Linked DNA regions of Homo sapiens: region 1 is linked to region 2. The links are chromatin loops, found by intact Hi-C in ENCODE. Cell type or tissue: B cell. All regions are shown on one strand. Each heading gives the region's core, and the rest is flanking DNA. Links, peaks and the distances in the headings are about the cores only. Region 1 overlaps ENTPD1 (ectonucleoside triphosphate diphosphohydrolase 1). Region 2 overlaps TCTN3 (tectonic family member 3).

The links. A loop is a pair of places that touch in the nucleus more often than their neighbours do. Peaks named below come from ENCODE experiments on the same cell type or tissue, not always from the same donor. Only the 100,000 strongest peaks of a DNase experiment are listed, where the experiment ranks them.
Region 1: it touches region 2 in a loop (8-fold over the local background); 56 of 110 quality-filtered maps call a loop at or near these places.

What each region holds. Positions count from the first base shown.
Region 1 is chr10:95,862,130-95,867,509 of GRCh38, reverse strand. ENTPD1 (ectonucleoside triphosphate diphosphohydrolase 1) reads right to left here. Exons shown (of 10, transcript NM_001776.6): 9 at 2,649-2,786; 10 at 1-1,333. The coding sequence ends at 1,127. All of the region lies in intron 3 of ENTPD1-AS1 (ENTPD1 antisense RNA 1), which reads left to right. Among named protein-coding and RNA genes, the nearest start is that of CC2D2B, 43 kb to the left of the region's middle. RefSeq lists a silencer at 1,924-2,218 and an enhancer at 2,037-2,266. In B cell, for the core only: CTCF peaks have their summits at 1,913 and 2,118 (motif pointing right); a DNase peak (open chromatin) is centred at 2,109; H3K27ac peaks cover 3,302 bases.
Region 2 is chr10:95,686,695-95,692,074 of GRCh38, reverse strand. TCTN3 (tectonic family member 3) reads left to right here. Exons shown (of 14, transcript NM_015631.6): 4 at 4,356-4,483; 5 at 4,720-4,828; 6 at 4,916-5,031. Among named protein-coding and RNA genes, the nearest start is that of TCTN3, 4.5 kb to the left of the region's middle. In B cell, for the core only: a CTCF peak has its summit at 3,239 (motif pointing left); a DNase peak (open chromatin) is centred at 3,206; H3K27ac peaks cover 42 bases.

The DNA.
Region 1 (5,380 bases), core at 172-5,171, 180 kb before region 2:
CTAATGCTGCCCTCTCACTAAATTAAACCTTGGAAAAATAAGATGTGGCTTGGCTTTAAAACTCAGTGAACTATCTTTATGGTACAGTTGGTTTCCATAGCTGTAAACACAAAAGATCTATGGTTTCTGCCTACCCAGGATAGTCTTGTCTCTAGACAATGTATTGATGATGCAAATGTTCTGGAACTAAATAGTGGTGATGGTGGCACAACACTGTGAATGTACTAAATGTCACTGATTTGTACGTATTTAATATGAATTAAATGTTAAAATGGTGAATTATATTTATGTATATTTTACCATAATAAAAATATGCATTGGAAGATGCATTTTTTGTGACCCTGAGTTGTAACTGTATTTTTATTTGTGACATGTATATACCACCTACCTCATAGTAAGCCCTGATGTTTGAATGCATATATTTACATCTGCTTTTTGCAAATCTCAGGTCTGAGTGTTCCACTCTGTAGCATTTGGGTATCACCTAGGAATATGTGATTTATTGACATACCTGCTTTGGGTGGGATTGAGAACTGTATTGACTGCATGAGCACATATATTTCCTTATAAAACTCTTTGGCTTTAGCACATATTTGCCTACTGTAGAAAATTCTCCTACCCACAGAGCAGGCTGGGAATGGAATGTGTGTCTGCCTTCTCCAAAGGCATCATATGGCTTTCTTAATGGATGGCAAACAGGAGAGAGAAAGGGGTTCTTAAAGAGTACAACTGAACCAGTTCCTGAGATTCTTCTTTCAGCCAGCTCAGCCTCCTATCACAGGACTCAAGACTCTCAGTTCTTCTAGACAAAGTCAATATTGTTCTTTTATAAAGCAAAGATTATGAAAGGTGTCAGGTCTTTAAAACCTATACAAGCACAAAGTACAAAGGAGAAAGGTGTAGCTGGGAAAAACTCATGAAAGAGACAGTATCTGCCGAAGTCCTTGAGGCAAAGGATATTGAATACCTCCAAAAGAAAGGCTTCAGTAAAAGCCAAGGAAGCTTCACACTCGTCAAGACTGGCCCTGGCAGACAGGGAAGGATGGCCTTGAACACTGCGATGGAGGAAAATGCTCCCTGGACGATTTTTTTCCTCACTCCAGCCAGCATATTTCAGCTGCTTTTGCTATACCATATCTTTCCAGAAATATGAAGGCTTGTGAAAGATAAGCAAGCCTATGATGGCCACTGTGAAAAGGACCAGGGAGAATAGAACCATGAGGAAGACATAGGTGGAGTGGGAGAGAGGTGTGGACAATGGTTGCTCAGCTGGGATCATGTTGGTCAGGTTCAGCATGTAGCCCAAAGTCCAGCCGGCGTCGCTGCCCTGGATCTGCAAACAGTGGGGAAAGTCTGTTTGTGGTTGGAGGAGTTAGAAGAGTTATCACCTAGGGCTTAGAATTATTGGATCATGCATTGGAAGAGTTCAAACAATATAAATCACTGGCTGGGCACAGTGGCTCATGCCTGTAATCTCAGCACTTTGGGAGGCCAAGGAGGGAGGATCACTTGAGGCCAGGAGTTTGAGACTAGCCTGGGCAACATAGTGAGACCCTGTCTCTCTAAAAAATAAAATTAGCTGGGCACGGTGGAACATGTCTGTAGTCTCAGCTATTTGGGAGCCTGGGTGGGGAGGATCATTTAATCCCAGGAGTTTGAGGCTTCAGTGAGCTGTGATCATACCACTGCACTCCAGCCTGGGTGACAGCGTGAGACCATGTCTCTTAAAAAAAAAGTATATACACACACATACATCATGACTACCTCGTGTGTCAGTCCTAAATTTGACATAGGTATAATCTTTCAAACAAAATAAACTGCTGGAATTAAAGGAAGTCTGGAATATTATAACAAGGAAAAGATTTAAGTTTGAATTAGCAAGATCAGCACTGACAAGAGTGTAAGGACACTGTTATCCTCAGGCCTGCTACAGCCCTCTGTCTCAATGCTTTGTTTTGCTTGAAATCACCATATTTAATACAGGGGGTAAAATGTTTTCCCCACTAGTGAGCATGGGCTTAAAAAGGTAGAGACACACTGCTCTGGGTATTTTTGGTCAAGCATGAGTCGCTCAGCTGGGTTCTCTATTCCTGGATACCTGCAGGTGGTGCTATGGTAAAGCACAGCATTGAGGTTGCTTCTTCCGGACTCAGGCTAAGCCTGGCTTCTAAACAACGGTCTCATCATTCACAGCCACTCAGTCCCCTTCTTCACACAGAGCTTTCAGATTGGTCAACCTTGAAGTAATAACCAACAAGGATGATGAAACCATGATCATACTTTCCCAGCTTATGGAAGGGGCCTTTCAGAGGGCTGCTGAAGTCAGCACACAGAGTCACTGTAGCTGCTGAAATGCTGTTACTTTAATATATCTCGTTTTGTGTTTTGTTTTGTAAGGAATTAGTCACTGTTATGTGGGAAGGTGCAACTGAAAATGCAAGTAGCTGTCCTTAGCGAGGATGCTCACAGTGGGCCAACAGACCCAGGAGGGCTTGACACAGAATGCCAGGGTTTGAAGCAGAATGGCAGAACAGGACATCAAGCCAAAGCTACACCATGCTGACTCCCCCCTTTTTCAAGCCCCAAACTGCTTCAGTCACTACCACCGAACCCCAACCTCCCCCCAGCCCAACAGGCCCCCAAATTACCTTGCCAATGAAATGGATGTGCTCCCAGGAATCAGCTGTGAAATGATAGCCTTGCAGAAGGAGGGAGAGAATGTAGGTACCAGAAAAGCAGTATTCACTCAGGTACTTCTCCTTTACTCCAGCGTAAGATGTTTTTATCTAGAAGTGAAGTGAGGGGGAGATCATACTCGTATGATAGGCACCTCTCTGTGGCCCTCTTTTTCTCTACTAGCCCTGATGAAGAGAGGGGAAAGCCCCAGCTCCAGTGCACCTGAAGGTTGGCCTCTTCCAGAGGGTTTTGGGGGTGGTGCTGCACTCCTTCAGTGGGAGCAGGGTTTTATAGTTTAGGGTCTCTTAAGGAAGCTTTTCCTGCACAGGCTTCTATGAGATAATAACAGGTCCTCCAGGAAAAAAGTAGTTCCTGTGGTCTAGTAGGTTCTGAAACACTAAATTTCAGTACCTCTGTTCATGCCCTAGACTTTGTTTAATCTGAGTTTTCTATATGCTCTTGACCAGAGCCTTTGGCCCACAGCCATAAAAAGCCTTACCACTCACTTTAGTCCCTGGACTGGCAGCATCAGCATCACTTGGGAGCTGGTTAGTCCTCACCTTAAAACTACCAATTCAGAATCTGCATCCCAATATGATTCCCAGGTGATTCACGTGCACAGTAAAGTTTGAGAAACACAGCTGTGGACACAGTTTAGGCAGCATTTTGCTGAGGACTGCTAGCACTGCCAACATCTCACCTTCTATCTTCTGTCTTAATGTCTTTTTTTGCATCTGAGTCATGCAAAGTGGTTGTTTCCTTGAGTCCTTCCTATGTTTACTCATCCTACTCCCTACTAAAAATATTAAGAGCTGCTTGCCATCCCTTGCCCTTACCTAGCCTAGCTGTTGTGAATATACACCCAGATACCCACAGCCTGCTCTGCAACTCTCCTGCCCTCAATTTGAGGACAACAGGCCAGGACCTCTCTAGTTCAGCCTGGACTTCTGTCTGCTGCCCCATTCCTCAGCCCTTCAGATAGGCATTCCCTCCTGGATACCCTCGGCAGAGAGAGAACATTTGTTATGCATGCATCATGTACCATCTGGAACTATGCCAGATGTTTTATATGTAGTATCTCCTTGATGCCTAAACCACACCCCTCTTTTCCCAGATTTCTCTCCCTTCCGTGGGTCCTAACCCATATGCAAATCCTAACCGCTGGCTGGGGTCTGTTTCTCACTTGGTTCTTGCCTGTCCCCAGTTTCTGGAAGGATAAGTCCATAACTAGACTGCCTTGTCTTGCTCTGATGAAATTCTCAGAATGACCCAGCTTGGAGCTTGTCTTTTCAGCACAGTTCTGGAAATTATCCTTTGATTGATTCCTCTGCATGTGACATCCTCTTGAGACCTTGGTGTGGACATCAGTTGGCATTGCCTGTCCAGGTTCCTACCCCTTCCTTTCAGTCACTGCATTCTGCTTTCCCTTTGTGAAAAGACCTCCTCCCCTATTGAAGTAGTCTTGGGCCTGTCAATTGAAGGATGCCTATGGGACACAAAATCCCAAGAATCTACTTAGGTCCAACTTGAAAGTGCTGAGCCCCTGTAGGTCCTTGAAGGCTGGCCTATCCCTTGTGGGGGGCTGGGAGATGCCATTTTGGCCTAATTTCCCTGAATTCTTTAATACTCCTATTCCCCTCCTCCTTCTGGAAATCTGTACATTGGCTATGCAGTCTGGCCTCCTGAAGGTTATGATAGTAGCCAAAAATATAGAAGCCAAAAAGGCATCCACCTTCTTCATCAATCCAGAATTGATCATGCTCATGCCTGTGGGTGGATCACTATGTGCTCTCCAAATTGGGAGGGGAAGTCTACTCTCCTCTCTCCTCTCTCTCCCACCTTCCCCTCTCTCTTCTCTCCTTTCTATTCCCAGGGCAGTGGAACATGATGAGGTTCTTTTCTCTTCATGGATATCCTCTTTCTGCCCTCCACATAAAGGGGCATTGATGGATCTTCAAGAATGGGATGCCTTTCCCTAGAAAGGCTAAATATTCATGAGGCTGAATGTGAGGATCCAGAGTACACTGAAATATAACTGGTCATCAGTACACATAGAATCTGATCACATTGTTCACTTGGGCTGACCAGATCTTGGATGACCAGATTTTCAGAGTAGAAAATTGGCTGTGTTCTGGCTGCTGAAAGATTCTACTAGCCCTCTAATGAAGCTGCCAGAAGACAACCATGGAGTCTCCCTTCCACTCACTCTCCTGGTCCCTCCACTTCAGAGACCCAATGGCTTCAGGTACCTGACTGAGTGTCAGCAGGTGTGGTTTGCATTTTATTTCCCTTGCCAAAGCAGGGGAAGGCAGCATGATAGGATATGCATAAAGCACAGCAAGCAAATGTCCACCACTGTCAACACATAGTACATGCTTAAACATTGTTAATTATCTCTCTACCAAAGGTGTTTAGGAGGAACATTCCCAAACACAAGCCATACTGGAGTAGCAGTCCATGATGAAGTTAGGAGGGAAAGAAGAAAGAGTCACCTTCTAACAATGTACTTGACAAAACTATGCTTTCTACCTGGGTGGACGATGCAGCTTGGGAAAGTGAACCCTGGGTCATAACATCCACCTCAATGCTGTAGGCTCTGGGTGAAGACAGGGGTCTAACCCTGCAACCCCTTCCCCAAATGCTTCAGGAATTCTCCCAAATGCAGGCCCTTCTTAGCTTACTTCCAGGGCCTCTGAACAACTCC
Region 2 (5,380 bases), core at 191-5,190:
ATCCCCAGTGCCTAACACATAGTAAGCACCAAATAATGTTTGAATGAACATCTTTGACAAATGAGTCTATGCCAACCTTATTTTCATTTCATGAGGCAACAGTGTAGGAGGAGCATTAGATTAGGATCTCAGTCCTGCCATTTCCTTACCAGCTATACAGACTTGGGCAAATCCCTTAGCATTTCCAGGCTCGTTTCTTCAACTGTAAAGTGAGAAATAATATCATTGGCTTTGTATATGAAAGCGCTCTACAACTGTAGAGTACAATAAAGATTAGAGGTTATTATTATTGGGGATGGTTAGTGGACTTAGAAATTTGCTGGTGATGGCTATAACATTTCTAAAGATATGAAGCTAATCTATCTTTTTAAAATGTCTATGAAGCAAAATAATGTTCCTGCACAAAATGGATTTAAATGTCTCTTGCATCCTGGAAGTCACCTCATCCTGATTTCATCTGACTGTTAATAAGAATTGCAAAACTATATTTGTCTCAGAAAACAACCAGTTTTTGGTTTTGGGGGACTTGAATTTCAAAGCAGTTATCAGAAGCCTTGTGGTTATTTAGATGGTAATAGGGTAAAGGGAACAAGATGAATACTTCATTTTCAGATAAGGTTGTGGCCTGACGCGGTGGCTCACTCCTGTAATCTTAGCACTTGGGAGGCTGAGGTGGGCAGATCACTTGAGGTCAGGAGTTTGAGACCAGCCTAACCAACATGGTGAAACCCTGTCTCTACTAAAAAAACAAAAAATTATCCAGGCATGGTAGTGGGCACCTGTAATCTCAGCTAGTTGGGAGGCTGAGGCAGGAGAATCATGTGAGCCTGGGAGGCTGAGATTGCACCACTGCACTCCAACCTGGGTAACAGAACGAGAGTCTGTCTCAAAAAAAGAAAGTTGTCTCTTCTTTTCCAAACATTTTACTGCCTTTTAAATCCAGCCTTATGATCATGCTCCAGGGTTATTGCAATGGCACCTACCTGGTGCTCCCTGCTTTTGATCCCCACTCCTGCCCCCGACACCATCCTGCACACTCCTTCGGGATCAGTGGATCTGAACTTTCTTTAAACACCTGAGGGAGGAATATGGCCACTTCCAATAGTAGTTATGGTTCATTACATCAATGAACTTTTTCCTGAACGAGGGTGGGGTGTACATTCATGTTTAGTATGAAAAAGGCAAAAATTTCCCTTTGGTTCTGATTATTTACCTACCTTCCTCACATATACACACATAGCATCTACACACAGTATACACAGTTGTGGAGAATCATTTCACTAGATAAATCTTTCCATAACATTGCATTATGTTGCTTCCTTACTGAGAAACCTCCATTACTTCCCACTATCCATAAAATAACATCCAGCTTCTTAGCCAGCCTGTCAGATCTCCTATTTGATCCAACTTAGTGTTCCTGGCTCTTTTAGCATTACTCTGTACTTGACCCTCTGCTTTGGCTGAACTCATCTACTCGTTGTCCTCAAGATATGCCCTGTATTTTTCCCAAGTTTGTATTTGCTTTTCTTTCTGACTCTATAGTTCCTTTTTCTCTTTGCATTTTGAAATACCTATATTTTCCACGAGTGTTTTCTTGCTCATCTTTTGGAAGTAAGCCCATCCTCAGAAGTTCTAAAGCATTTATTGTTTGAGTCACCGTCTTAGAACCTATAGGATTTATTATATTGTTATTAGTTTATGTAAACATCATGTCTTTCCAGGTAAATTGTCAACACCATGAAAGGATGGACCATATCTTTGTTTCCCCATGGTGCTTAGTATCTATTGGTACAGCCAGGCATGGTGGCTCATACCTGTAATCCAGCACTTTGGGAGGTCAGGGCAGGAGGATTGCATGAGCCCAGGAGTTCGAGAACAATCCTGGCAACATAGCAAGACCCAGTCTTTACAAAAAATAGGAAAATTAGCTGGGTGTGGTGGTGCATGCCTGTAGTGCCAGCTACTTGGGAGGCTGAGGTAGGATTGCTTGAGCCCAGGAGTTCGAGGCATGCAGTGATCATGCTACTATACTGCAGCCTGGGCAACAGAGTGAGATCCTATCTCAAAATAAAATAAAATTCAAAAAAATATGTATCTACGATAATGATCATCAGTAAATTACGTTTTTAGTCAAAGTCTGTACAGCATGATGGAGTGGGGAAAAAACACCAGGAATAGGAGATCTGCAATCTACTCTTGGCTCTGCAAGCTGGCCCTCTGGCTTTTTGCTACCCTTTTACCTCTGAGGATCCAAATTTCCTCATGGGATTAGGTCAGATGGTCTGTAGGCTTCCTTTGACATCTGAAATTGTAATAGAAATCTAAATACCTTTAAGCTCTTTTAGGTGTAATATATCATCTGTGATGGTAGAAATTTTAGGCAAAAATTCTACTTAGCCTATGTTTACCATCACTACCGCCAATATCTTTGCACTGAAGTGAGAGACAAAATGTAAACTTTCTCTTATTCATTTAAGCCATGAAAAAATAGCCAGATAGATATTTTGCCATCTCAGTTCACCTTCTTTCTTAGCTTAACTTTAACTTTTATTTCATGTGTAAAGATACAAATAACTGCATTTTACATGAGGTAAATATCTCCTCCATGTGGTTTTCAGGGTATGAGTTCCGAAGGAAATGTTTAAATAGCTCTTGGAAGCGTTAGGGTTTGAAGATTTCAGATCAGAGGTGGAAAGTGGCCCACAGAACAGCAGCATCAACATCACCTGTTTCAGAGCAATGCTTTTCAAATTCTAATATGCATACACATTACCTGGAGATCTTGTTAACATGAAGATGTTGACTGAGGTCTGCGGAGTGGCCTGAGAGTCTACATTTCTGAGAAGCTCTCAGGTGATGCTGGAGCTACTAATGTGTGTACCCCACTTTGAATAAGAAGGATCTAGGAGATGTGTGGAGAGTGAGTAGTCTGAAAGGCCCCAGAATTGAGAGCCCCATTCATGCTGACTTTTCAGCAAGCTGAAAAGTCAGGTAATTAAGATGTTATCCATTATCACAGAGGGTAAAGGTCAGGTTCATTTAACGTGGAATCCTCATTTGCTTTCAATGATGCAGGTATTGTAACCTCTTTTACTCTGTACAAATGACCATTACTTATATGAAGAATGAAACTGGCAAGGGGCATGTTTCCCTATGTTCTTTTTTCAATTTAGCAGACTTGGAGTAGTAAAGCAGACAGAGTGTTGTCAATCACCTGCCATCTTCTGGGCAGGGGACAGCATCACAGCCCTTTTCCTACATCTCTCTACTGGTTCTGAAGTGCCATAAAGAGATGACTGCAAGAGTTTCGGTAGATTTATACATTGCTATCATAGAAATTAGAGAATTCTTCCAGAAAATACCCTTTTGAAGTATCTAAAATCTTGAATGGAGGAATTATAAGGCTTAAGGAATAAAATGCAACAAATCTCTAAACTTGAGAGATGGCAACATTGTTAGGACTCGTCAGTTGTTGTTAGGACTTGTCAGTTGAAGTGTAGAGGAAACAGGAAGATTTGGAAAGGACAGATCAAATAATTATCATAATTGTCTCTAATTGTCCCATGTTCCTATGGAAATAGTGCGATTCTGTTAGAGACTCATCTGGTATGGGGCAGACATGAGCATTATCGAGCTTCCTATTTTCTTTTTTTTTCTTTTTTTTTTTTTTTTTTTTTCTTTTTTTTGACAGAGTTTCGCTCTTGTTGCCCAGGCTGGAGTGCAGTGGTGCGACCTCGGCTCACTGCAACCTCTGCCTCCCAGGTTCAAGCAATTCTTCTGCCTTAGCCTCCTGAGTAGCTGGGATTACAGGCGCCTGCCACCATGTCCGGCTAATTTTTTGTATTTTTAGTAGAGATGGGGTTTCAGTATGTTGGCCAGGCTGGTCTCGAACTCCTGACCTCAGGTGATCCACCTGCCTCGGCCTCCCAAAGTGCTGGGATTATAGGCCTGAGCCACCATGCCTGGCTGAGCTTCCTATTTTCATTACAAATTGCTGATCATACACATTCTTGACCATCAATGACTTGAAACTGACTGGCATTCATGACCATATTCTTATCTCAGATCTGCATATTAAAACAATAATTCAGTTAATAGATTGTGAATAAGAAGTGATGGAAATCAGAATTGTTATTTCTGGAGATGGAGTATTGATTGGGAGCCTTCTGGGGAAATATTCTGTAACTTGATCTGGATAGTGGTAATACAAGTATATAAATTTGTAAAAATTCTTTGAGTTTACACTTAAGATTTGCACCCTGTATATTATGCTTCAATAAAAATATTTTTTAAAATTAGTTACTTGGCATGTTTTTCTTTTATCTAAACGCTTTTTCTTTTAAAAAACATTTTAGCAAACTTAAACTATTTCCAGAAGCTTCAAAAGGTCAATGCAACCAACTTCCAGGCCCTGGCTGCAGAGTTTGGAGGCGAATCATTCACTTCAACATTCCAAACTCAATCACCACCATCTTTTTACAGGGTGAGCCTGGGGAAGGGGATGGGATTGTTTGGTTTAGTTTTTACTCTCACAGCAGACAGCTGACAAGGTAACTTTGCAGCACTACCCTGCAGCTAGCTAAACCATTGTCAGCTCTTTGGAGGGCAGTACTGTCCACGTAATCATGCCCTTGAGTTAACCTTGTTTCTACTCTTTCTTTTCTGTTGTAGTTTAGTCCAGTCTCACTGTGAACAAAGTTTCTTTTATATTTTATTCAGGCTGGGGACCCCATTCTTACTTACTTCCCCAAGTGGTCTGTAATAAGCTTGCTGAGACAACCTGCAGGAGTTGGAGCTGGGGGACTCTGTGCTGAAAGCAATCCTGCAGGTGAATCCAGAGCAAAAGTACCAACCTTTTCATTCAATTTAAAACAGGCTTTCTCATTTACCACTCTCTTAATTATTTGTGTTTAAGGTTTCCTAGAGAGTAAAAGTACAACTTGCACTCGTTTTTTCAAGAACCTGGCTAGTAGCTGTACCTTGGATTCAGCCCTCAATGCTGCCTCTTACTATAACTTCACAGTCTTAAAGGTAGGTGTCCTTTCTCTCCCTACACTGTCACTACTATGAAGTTGAAGTGAACATGCTTCTCACTGTTGTGGGTTGTGGAAAGAGCATTGAATAAAAGTCAGAATCCCCAGGAGCCACGTAAAAGACAGAGGGCCTGGAAACCACATCTGAAGACAAATGAAATAATTGGGGATATATATGCAGGATAAGAGATCATCACCCTTCTCACTAATGGGATTGGCTTGCGAGGGTGGAAGGGGGAAAACACCCATCTCACCAAACTTCTTGCTTTTGCTATTCAGTAGAGCCCTGTCAGAGTAAATAGGCATCACAGTCTGTCACCCTCCTGCCTGGCTCCACTTCCTGGCAT